Linked DNA regions of Homo sapiens: region 2 is linked to region 1. Evidence: chromatin loops called from intact Hi-C (ENCODE). Cell type or tissue: GM12878. All regions are shown on one strand. Each heading gives the region's core, and the rest is flanking DNA. Links, peaks and the distances in the headings are about the cores only.

Region 1 (4,993 bases), core at 511-4,510:
AGGCATGAGCCACTGGGCCTGGCCTACTATGTTTACTCTTTGGGTGACAAAATAATCTGTACACCAAACCCTCATGACATGTAATTTACTTATATCACAAACCTACACATGTACCCCTGAAACCAAAATAAAAGTTAAATACATCATGGCATTATTATTGAACTCTAAAAAGGCAGACAAGCCCTCTCTTGCTGTGGCTTCAACCCTAAACTCCTTGGCTTGGCTTCAACCTGCCACACAACTTTCAAGTGAACATTTATGATGTATTTACTCTATTTCAGGTATTGGGAATAATAAACAGGAATGAGCAGTCTTTGCCCTCAAAGATCTTAGAATCTATTCCTTTTGCTCCACGTTCTCCTCTCTGTCAAAACACACCAGTGCATGCTGTCCTGACAAGCCTGGTCTCTTAACTGAAGCCTCTCAGCCCCGTGTGGGCACATGCTCTCCCTCACCTCCCCGGAAGGGCCCCTCATTCCTCTCGTCCATAAGCTGCCCTCACCTTGTGAGTTCCACTTCCTCTACACGGACCTTGACCTCTTCGTGGGGAGCACTTGCTTCTCTGAATGCAGGTCCCCATTCTGGTCTGGCCCACACCATCTAAGGTTTCATTTAGATTCAGTTCAAATGCCTCCTCTGAGTAAAAGGCAGTGTAGTCTCATAGAAACACCATGCATGAATCTGAGAGAGCTATTTTACAGCGTGGGACCTTAACCAAATCTAAGTCTCCCTGAGCCTCAGGTTAGACTTCTGTCAAATAGGGATATTAAGTTGGTTGTTGTGAGGACCATATATGATAATGTTTGTAAAATGACTTATAAACGTTGTAGGACTGATGAAACTTAATAGTCTTTCTTCTTCTTCTTTTTTTTTTTTTTTTTTGAGAGAGTCTCGCTTTGACTCCTAGGCTGGAGTAAGGTGGCGTGATCTCTGCTCACGGCAACCTCTGCCACCTGGGTTCAAGCAATTCTCATGCCTCAGCCTTCCAAGTAGCTGGGGTTAAGGGCACACACTACCATGCCCAGCTCATACTTGTATTTTTAGTTGAGATATATTTTTAGCAGAGATTTTTAGCACCACGGTGGCCAAGCTGGTCTCGAACCCCTGACCTCAAGTGATCTACCCACCTTGGCCTCCCAAAATGCCAGGATTACAGGCATGAGCCACCACACTCAGCCCAGTCTTTCTTCTAACAACAAGATATTGATTCTGGAAAGCCCCGAACAACCCCACAAAGTACAAAAACAACTATAATAATAATACCTCTTATTATAACTGTTGCTTTTATGTGCAAAGCATCTGCTCAATTTTCCGATGTGGCTCTTCACTAATTTCTTATGGTCTCTTCTCTCTCATCATGAATTTTTTTGTATTTTATTTATTGCTTATTTCCAACTCTTGTGCCCCACCCAAAATAATGCCAATATGGACCATGCTGAATAACTGGTTGGGACCAAACACAGGGCTGCCCAGGAAACTCTTCCACTCAGAGAGGTGTAGGCCTTAGCTCCTCCCCAGGTGCCAAAGTACAAAAAGAGGCTGAAAGCACTGGGCTGATCTTATGATCAATAAAAGATAAGTGGGAGAGGCCAGGCGCGGTGGCTCACCCCTGTAATCCCAGCACTTTGGGAGGCCGAGGCGGGCGCATCATGAGGTCAGGAGTTCTAGACCAGCCTGGCCAAGAGACCAGCCTGGCCAATATGGTGAAACCCCGTCTCTACTAAAAATACAAAAATTAGCTGGGCGTGGTGGCGGGTGCCTGTAATCCTAGCTACTCGGGAGGCTGAGGCAGGAGAATTGTTTGAACCCGGGAGGTGGAGGTTGCAGTGAGCTGAGATCACACCACTGCACTCCAGCCTGGGTGACACAGTGAGACTCTGACTCAAAAAAAAAGAGTAGAGCCTCAGTGGAGAGCCAGGGGAGACAATGGGAAGACCATCCAATCAATTCAGTTACAGCTGGAGCTGAGCAGGCAATCCTGATTTAGTGCCATGGGTTAACTTTGAGCTGATTCTCCTGGTTGGTTTCATATTTTCAAGCATACTTTAAGGTCTTTGGAGGCAAAGATGGCAGTTACCTGCAGACCTTCCCAAGCACTTTGCAGGATGTTATACACAGAGAAAATGTCAACAGTTTGTACTGATGAAGGAGACAAAGAGAGAGACAGGCATGCAGAGGGAGAGGAGATAAAGAAAAAGGGATGCCAGAGAAAGGATCTTACTGTTGCTTACCTCTTTTTGAGTATTTCTTTCTTTTCAAATATCTAGTATAGTGGTTTCCAATGAGAGCAGGACTGATTCCTAGTGGGGTATTTTGGAAACCTCTGCAGGTGTTTTTTGTTGTTGCTATAATTAGAGGATGCCATTGGCTAAATTTAGAGGTGAGGTCAAGGGATGATCAACATTCTGCACTCTACAGGGAAATTCCACACCACACACAATAGTCCCTTGCCTCTCATGACTTTCAAATGTCTCAGCAGATAGTCATTTTAGTGAAAAAGACGTCAATAAGCAGCTATGTATAAAATCTAAACCACATTTTACATTTAAACTCTGAGTGTTTCTGCACATTTTAATATGTGCTGAGTTTTCTAGCAAAGCATCTACCATGTAAATTGAGGGAAGATCGTACTCCACTTTGTTTGGAATTTTACCAAGAGCTGCTCGTCATTTTGTAAAGTAATGATACCAGTAGCAGTGCTGCTGGCAGCATCTGAGTCATCAAACGATGCACCTGTATCTTTCTGCATTTGTAGCTGTCATGTGTAAAGGAATTCTGTTGATGCCTGCACAAGATCATTTCGTCCTGTCTTCTAGAGCACTGGGGTGGTCAAATATCTTGGCTTGCCTGGGACTGAGGGGTTTCCTGAATGTAGAACTTTTAATGCTAAAATTGGGAAAGTTCCAGGCAAATGAGGATGAGCGAGCCACTCTACTGAGTATTAACATATTGAGATGCATGATACTTTCAAAATGATACAACCTACACTTTTTCATATCTCTCTTTTTTTTTTTTTCTTTGAGATGGAGTTTCACTCTTATTGCCCAGGCTGGAGTGCAATGGCGTGATCTTGGCTCACTGCAACCTCCGGCTCCCAGGTTCAAGCCACTCTCCTGCCTCAGCCTCCCAAGTAGCTGGGATTAAAGGCACCCACCACCATGCCCGGGTAGTTCTTTTTATTTTTTATTTTTTTTATTTTTTTGAGACGAAGTCTCACTCTGTTGCTCAGACTGAAGTGCAGTGGCACTATCTCGGCTCACTGCAACTTCTGCCTCCCGGGTTCAAGTGATTCTCCCGCCTCAGCCTCCTGAGCAGCTGGGACTAGGGGCACATGCCACCACCATGCCCAGCTAATTTTTGTATTTTTTTAGTAGAGACGAGGTTTCACCCTGTTGGTCAGGCTGGTCTTGAACTCCTGACCTCGTGATCCACCATGCCCAACCAATTTTTTGTATTTTTAGTAGAGGTGGGGTTTCACCACGTTGGCTAGGCTGGTCTCGAACTCCTGACCTCAGGTGATCCACCACCTTGGCCTTCCAAAGTGCTGGGATTACAGGCGTCAGCCACCGAGCCCAGCACTTTTTCATACCTTCTACATACACAAGGTGCTGGGCATATGAAAAGTGATGGAAAAAAATATTAAATGAATGGGAGAAGAGGGAGAGAAAAAACAGGCCATTTTCTCAGAGTTGCTAAAATTAATTCTGTTCTATGAGTATGCGACTTTCCAGAAATGTGCAGCTGATACCAAGGCACACCTTCTCACCATCCCACAGTTTGAAGACATTTCATATTCTTATATTTTCTGCAAAGTATTCTCCAAAACATCTTTGGAGGGGAAAGGAGGTTGGTCTGCCTTCTGAAAAGGAATCATGATATCACAGGATCACATATTTCACAGGAACTTCAAGGTTACTAAATCTGGATAATCTTTTTCACTCAAAGGGCCTCAAACATATATTGTTGGCCAATGTATCTAGTCTTTTATTTTTATTTATTTATTTATTTATTTTTTGAGATGGAGTTTCACTCTCGTTGCCTAGGCTGAAGTGCAATGGTGCAATCTCGGCTCACTGCAACCTCCGCCTCCCAGGTTCAAGTGATTCTCCTGCCTCAGCCTCCCAAGTAGCTGGGATTATAGGCATGCACCACCATGCCTGGCTAATTTTCTGTTCTTAGTAGAAATGGGGTTTCACCATTTTGGTCAGGCTGGTCTCGAACTCCTGACCTCAGGTGATCCACCTGCCTCGGCCTCCCAAAGTACTGGGATTACAGGCATGAGCCACTGTGCCCGGCCTAGTCTGTCTTTTAAAAGGCAATACAACTAGACAGGTGCTGTGCTTGGTGACAATGGTAGAGACATGGCGCTTACCCCCTTATGCCTGGCACGCTTTGCATATTGACACTGCCTGCCTTCCACCTGCATACATGTGAGTCTGAGACCTCACTGTTATCAGGACACAAATCACCTCTGGAGTTTTGATAAGTCATCCGGAGCCTCACCTTGAACATCTGCTTTGACATAATAAGGAATAACTGGGAAACAGTTCTCTTTTTGATTCATTTGTGGTCACAAGAGGAAACCAACCACAGCTTACAGGAAAATAAGGAGTGTGGAAAAAGAGTGGGGTGCTGTGGGCTAGCTGATGTCCCCAGAGAAAACTCAGCTGTCAGCAAGATGGCAATGCTCCTGCATCCAAAACACAGCTGCTCATCTGTAATCTTGAGGCAATTTTGTTCAGGGGATAACTGGCTGAAAAGAAGAGAGCTGAAGTGAGAGGCCAGGAACTTGTTTCTGACAGTAATATCAGAAGATAAGGAGATGGAATGCCCTCTTTTGTCAAACTGCACCTCTTTTCACTCCACCATCTACAGGACATGCACCAGGGAGGGGGAGCCAGGCTGAATTTGGGGACAGGGAATGGCATAGTCTACTCACTGGAACAGAGTCTTTGTGTTTAATATGAGGGGTTTAGAAGCTTTTTCAGGAATC
Region 2 (4,993 bases), core at 384-4,383, 1.7 Mb after region 1:
AGGCTCAGATAAGCCAACCTGTCAATTCAAGGCAGAGTTGTGCTCCATCTATAGCACTATTTAAGGATACTCTCATCTCCTGAAGCTACCTGGCAAAACGTGCTGAGAATCCGGCCTGGATCTGACTATAAGAGTGGAAGAATTACAGAGGAACCTAAATGCACAGCCACAAGACTCCTGTGATCATCAGAGGTCTCAGAGGAAATGAATGGGACCCTAAAATTCAGAACGAGGACAGTTAGGTAAACTAGCCTGAGAATGTTGGACCCCACATGCTGTGAACATATCAGGCCGATAGAAACATCCTCTTCCAGCTGGGCATGGTAGTTCATGCCTGTAATCCCAGCACTTTGGGAGGCCGAGGCGGGTGGATCACCTGAGGTCAGGAGTTCAAGACCAGCCTGGCCAACATGGTGAAACCCCGTCTCTACTAAAAATACAAAAATTAGCTAAGAGTGGTGGCACGTGCCTGTAATCCCAGCTACTCAGGAGGCTGAGGCAGGAGAACCACTTGAACTCGGGAGGCAGAGGTTGCAGTGAGCCGAGATTGCACCATTGCACTCCAGCCTGGGCGACAGAGCAAGACTCTGTCTCAAACAAAAAAAAAAAGAAAAAAGAAAAAGAAAAGAAAAGAAAAAAGAAAGAAACATCCTCCTCCCCTCTACAGAGCAGTGCTATGTTTCCTTGCTTAGAGAGCCTGCAGAGAGTGAGGCTGGTATCTCACAAATTCATGCTTGTCCTCCTCAAGATCTACCCCTACAGTCCCTCATTACTTTCAGGATGATAAACAGAATAAAGTCTAGGTACAACGCAAGCAGTAACACACAAATGCAGCTCTGGGTTGGGGTAGTTTTCACACTGAAGGAGTTGCAAGACCCAGCCAAAAAGACTCTCACGGGTTAGGGTAGAAGTATTGACACAAGGACACTCAATTGTGACCTGTTTTAACAAGGATACTGGGGGCCATCCTAACACTCTGTTGGGACAGCTCCTTGTAGCTGGAGCACGGTGATTTATTTGTTGAAGTTTTTTTGTTTGTTATGTTTTGTTTTGTTTTTGAGATAGAGTCTCACTCTGTCACCCAGGCTGGAGTGCAGTGTTGTGATCTCGGCTCACCGCAACCTCCGCCTCTCAGGCTCAAGCAATTCTGCCTCAGCCTCCCGAGTAGCTGGGATTACAGGTGCACACCACTACCGCCCAGCTAATTTTTGTACTTTTAGTAGAGTCGGGGTTTCATCATGTTGGCCAGGTGGTCTTGAACTCCTGACCTCAAATGATCCACCTGCTTCAGCCTCCCAAAGTATAATTAGATGAAGTGAAGATGCTAGAACTGCTCTGGCACAATATTGAGAAAGGGACCAGAAGGCTTAGGGAGGCAGGGCAGCTAGCTATATTTATTATGTGAGATGGGCAAACCCACCCTCCACAGAGGCAATAAGCCACATGCTGTTGGGAGGGAGGCAGGCCAGGGTGTAGGGAAAGCAAACCAGCATCTCTGAGAAGCCTGGGGCAGCCACCTCTGCAGGCGTCAGTTCCAAAATGTCATCTGGAGGATTGCTTTCAAGGGACACTTTCAGTTCCCGATGTTTATCCTGGATTCCCCCAAAAGTTTATGTGGATAGTTTATTTGGGAATGTGATCCCAGAATGAAGGCGTGAGGATCGGGGGAATAAAAACAGGAAAGAAGGGGAGCTAATACCATGACCTCTTATCCTTTTGATAAGAGTGGTAGATGTTGCCAGGGAACTGGTATGTCCAGTGTTGGTGGACATGGTGAATTCCAGTCAAATGGCAGCTGTTCATCTTCAGTGGCCAAGTGGATGAATTTACTGAGATAGCAAGGTTGAGTGGCAACGAGGGGGTTCCCTCATTATCCTTTGACCCAGGCTCTCCTTTGGGGGAAACCCAGATTTATCTGGCTGGGAACATTATCTAATTTTAGTATCACTGAATCCCACTAAGCTGAGATAGCCCCTGTCCTTTTTACAGGTGAGGAAACCGAAACTCTGAGAGGTCGCCTAAGTGGGGGGGATGAAAACCAGCGCTCTGACCACATCCTGGCCTTCGTCACCATGGGATTCCGAGGGACAAGCCCAGGGGAGTTGCAGCATCCTCTGTCTACCCTATGTACGTGACCCCCCTTTGCGGTTTTTAAACCCCACTGCTTGCTGACAGATTTGTCACCTGTTATAAGGGCAGAATCCATTATTATTATCAATAGTAGTGATGGATACTTAAATAATAAATGCACTAATCTCATTAAGCCACTTATTTAATTAATCTATTTTAATTCATGTAATTAGTTAATATGATAATGCTTCCTTTCATCCAAAGACAGCCTGCAGGCTCTCCAAGCATGGTGTATTATGATTAATGGATTTTCACATGTTGAGAAGGAAGGAGTTTGGGGAAATGCTCAAAGTCAGAGTTGCCTGGTGGGGGTCGCTTAGCCCATGGAGAAGCCCACTGCTCTCTATCTGATGACTGCTCTCCCGCCCACAGGCACTAAGCTCTCACTAGCTTTCTTGACTTTGCACTTACCTGGAAAGTCCTCTCCTTTTCTCCCTGTGTAGCAATACCACCCATCCTTCAAGACTCAGCTTAGGAGTCACCTCCAGCAGGAAGCCACCTGACCTTTCCCAGCTGGATTAGACAGCTCTCCTGAGATACTCTGTGTAGCACATGTCAGAACTATGGAATGTCCCCTGCTTAAAAACAAATGCTTTGAGAGAAAGGGCTGGGCTGTGACTACAGCATCAGCAACCACAAACACAGCAACCACCATCATTCATTGAGCATCTATTCTGCACCAAGCATCTTCCCAAGCACATTGCAAAGATAGTCTCTTTCCGTCTTCACCCAACATCAAACTGGGAATTGTTTCCTCATTTCTTTTGGAATAAGGAAACAGAAACTTCAAGCAGTTAGATAACTTGCCCAGAGCCACCCACCAGAACCAGGATTCAAACTCAGGTTCAGATGGTCCCAAAGCCTGAATCCTTAACTACCATGCCAGACGTCTTACTTGTCTTTGCAGCCTCCACCCCTAGCACAGGGCCTTACTCAATACTTGTATAATGAATGAATGCCCCAAATGCTTTCTTAACAAATTTGGATCTCATAGTGAGAGAAACAAGAAGACCTTGTGGCTGAAAGGGGAGTGATCATCAGCTTAGAGGAATTCCGTTATTATGTTGATCTTTCATGGTAATGTTTAAGGACATTAAAATTTTCAATACCGTTGATGGAATTACATTTTACTCTAAGGTCTAAAACCACAAACAAACAAAAATAGTAATTCCATTAGTGGCTGAAAATGGTAATAATCCTGGTGAGTATGAATTTTATTGCTATAGCAACTGGAAAGCCCAGAAATGATAAATAAAAAGTTCTTACATGCTGTGAGGAGTACATTTTTGTTGCCAATACTCCATCAAACATTTTAATTCCATTAGTAGTTAAAAATTGTAATAATACCCTTGACAATAATTTTTATTGTTATACCTGTAAAACACAAAGATAAGAAATAATTTTGTCAACTGGAACATGGTGATCATAACTCAGTGGTATTAGTGAGAAGCCTGTGATTCAGTTTCAGTGTGACTAGCATCTCGATTTGGAGCCTTAACACCTGAAAATGTGACTCAAAAGCTATTTCAAACTTAAGCCATTTCCCTCTTTCATTTCTAGTGTTCTCATGGCAAAGAAAGAACGCACTCAGAAGTAGGTTGACAGTGGCTCTGCCACTATCTTGTGACCTACCCTGGCTCTCAGTCTTCTAATCTGTTAAATGGGACCACATAGGCTCTGTTTTAGTTTAGTCTAATACCTGGGGATACAGTCATGTATTATGTAGATGGTGACCCTGACCACACGGAGCTTATGGTTTTGGGGGAAGATCGATATTATTTATTATCAGCAGCATTGAAGGGAGTGATTTTCAGGAGCTCACCCAGAGGCCACCAAGAAGCTCCTCCACCTGCGACCCTGATGTAGGTGACTCTCAAGAAGCTCCCCTGGAAGCTTCCAGGCTCAAGCCTGTACACCTCCCCGGCTGCTATGCCTCTGGAGAGCAAAACCTTCTTCCTCTTCCATGGCTTATACTTCTCATGAGCACTTCCATTGGCCGACTCTACCCCAGAACAATCTTAGGAAGGGCATTCTAGGAAGGCTTCTCAGAGGAAGTAACATTTAACTTAAAAACCAAAGGATGAGGGGAGGCCGAGGCGGGCGGATCACAGGGTCAGGAGATCGAGACCATCCTCGCTAACACGGTGAAATCCCATCTCTACTAAAAATACAAAACAAAATTAGCTGGGCATGGTGGCAGGCACCTGTAGTCCCAGCTACTCAGGAGGCTGAGGCAGGAGAATGGCATGGACCCGGGAGGTGGAGCTTGCAGCGAGCCGAGATAGCGCCACTGCACTCCAGCCTGGGCAACAGAGCGAGACTCCATCTCAAAAAAAAATAAAAAACAAAGAATGAGTAACACTTGGTCAGGGGAAAAGAATAGAGAGGAGCTGGGAAGGGAGAGGAGAAGGAAAAATAATCCCAGGTAGTGGGAACAGCATGTGCAAAGTAGAGCTTTGCTGTCACTAGCCACCTCTGGGGATCTCCCGCAGCTCAGTGAAATTCCCCACTGGTGGACTGGGAGTAGGGTAGGGGATGGCACAGCGGTTTCTCAAATGTGGTGATGGAGTTTACTCCACCAGTTTCATCAAGTGCTATCATCAGTAGATTTCATCATGGTGCTTATAATTTTTTTTTTTTTTTTTGAGACAGAGTCTCTGTCGCCCAGGCTGGAGTGCAGTGACGCAACCTCGGCTCACTGCAACATCTGCCTCCCAGGTTCAAGCGATTCTCGTGCCTCAGCCTCCCAAGTAGCTATGATTACAGACGTGAGCCACCACGCCCAGCTAATTTTTGTATTCTTAGTAGAGATGGGTTTTCGCCATGTTGGCCAGGCTGGTCTCGAACTCCTGACCTCAGGTGA

What was found. Peaks named below come from ENCODE experiments on the same cell type or tissue, not always from the same donor. Only the 100,000 strongest peaks of a DNase experiment are listed, where the experiment ranks them.
Region 2: a loop joins it to region 1, with 7 times the contacts of the local background. A loop is called at or near these places in 1 of 110 quality-filtered maps.

What each region holds. Positions count from the first base shown.
Region 1 is chr22:33,470,166-33,475,158 of GRCh38, forward strand. All of the region lies in intron 6 of LARGE1 (LARGE xylosyl- and glucuronyltransferase 1), which reads right to left. Among named protein-coding and RNA genes, the nearest start is that of MIR4764, 36 kb to the left of the region's middle. RefSeq lists enhancers at 2,130-2,209, 2,350-2,409, 2,420-2,489. In GM12878, for the core only: no CTCF peak of the experiment used is centred there; DNase peaks (open chromatin) are centred at 566, 2,416 and 2,786; H3K4me3 peaks cover 1,269 bases; H3K27ac peaks cover 3,928 bases.
Region 2 is chr22:35,125,153-35,130,145 of GRCh38, forward strand. All of the region lies in intron 4 of LINC01399 (long intergenic non-protein coding RNA 1399), which reads right to left. Among named protein-coding and RNA genes, the nearest start is that of ISX, 61 kb to the left of the region's middle. RefSeq lists enhancers at 1,757-1,806, 1,847-1,906, 1,917-2,176. In GM12878, for the core only: no CTCF peak of the experiment used is centred there; DNase peaks (open chromatin) are centred at 2,039 and 3,669; H3K4me3 peaks cover 778 bases; H3K27ac peaks cover 4,000 bases.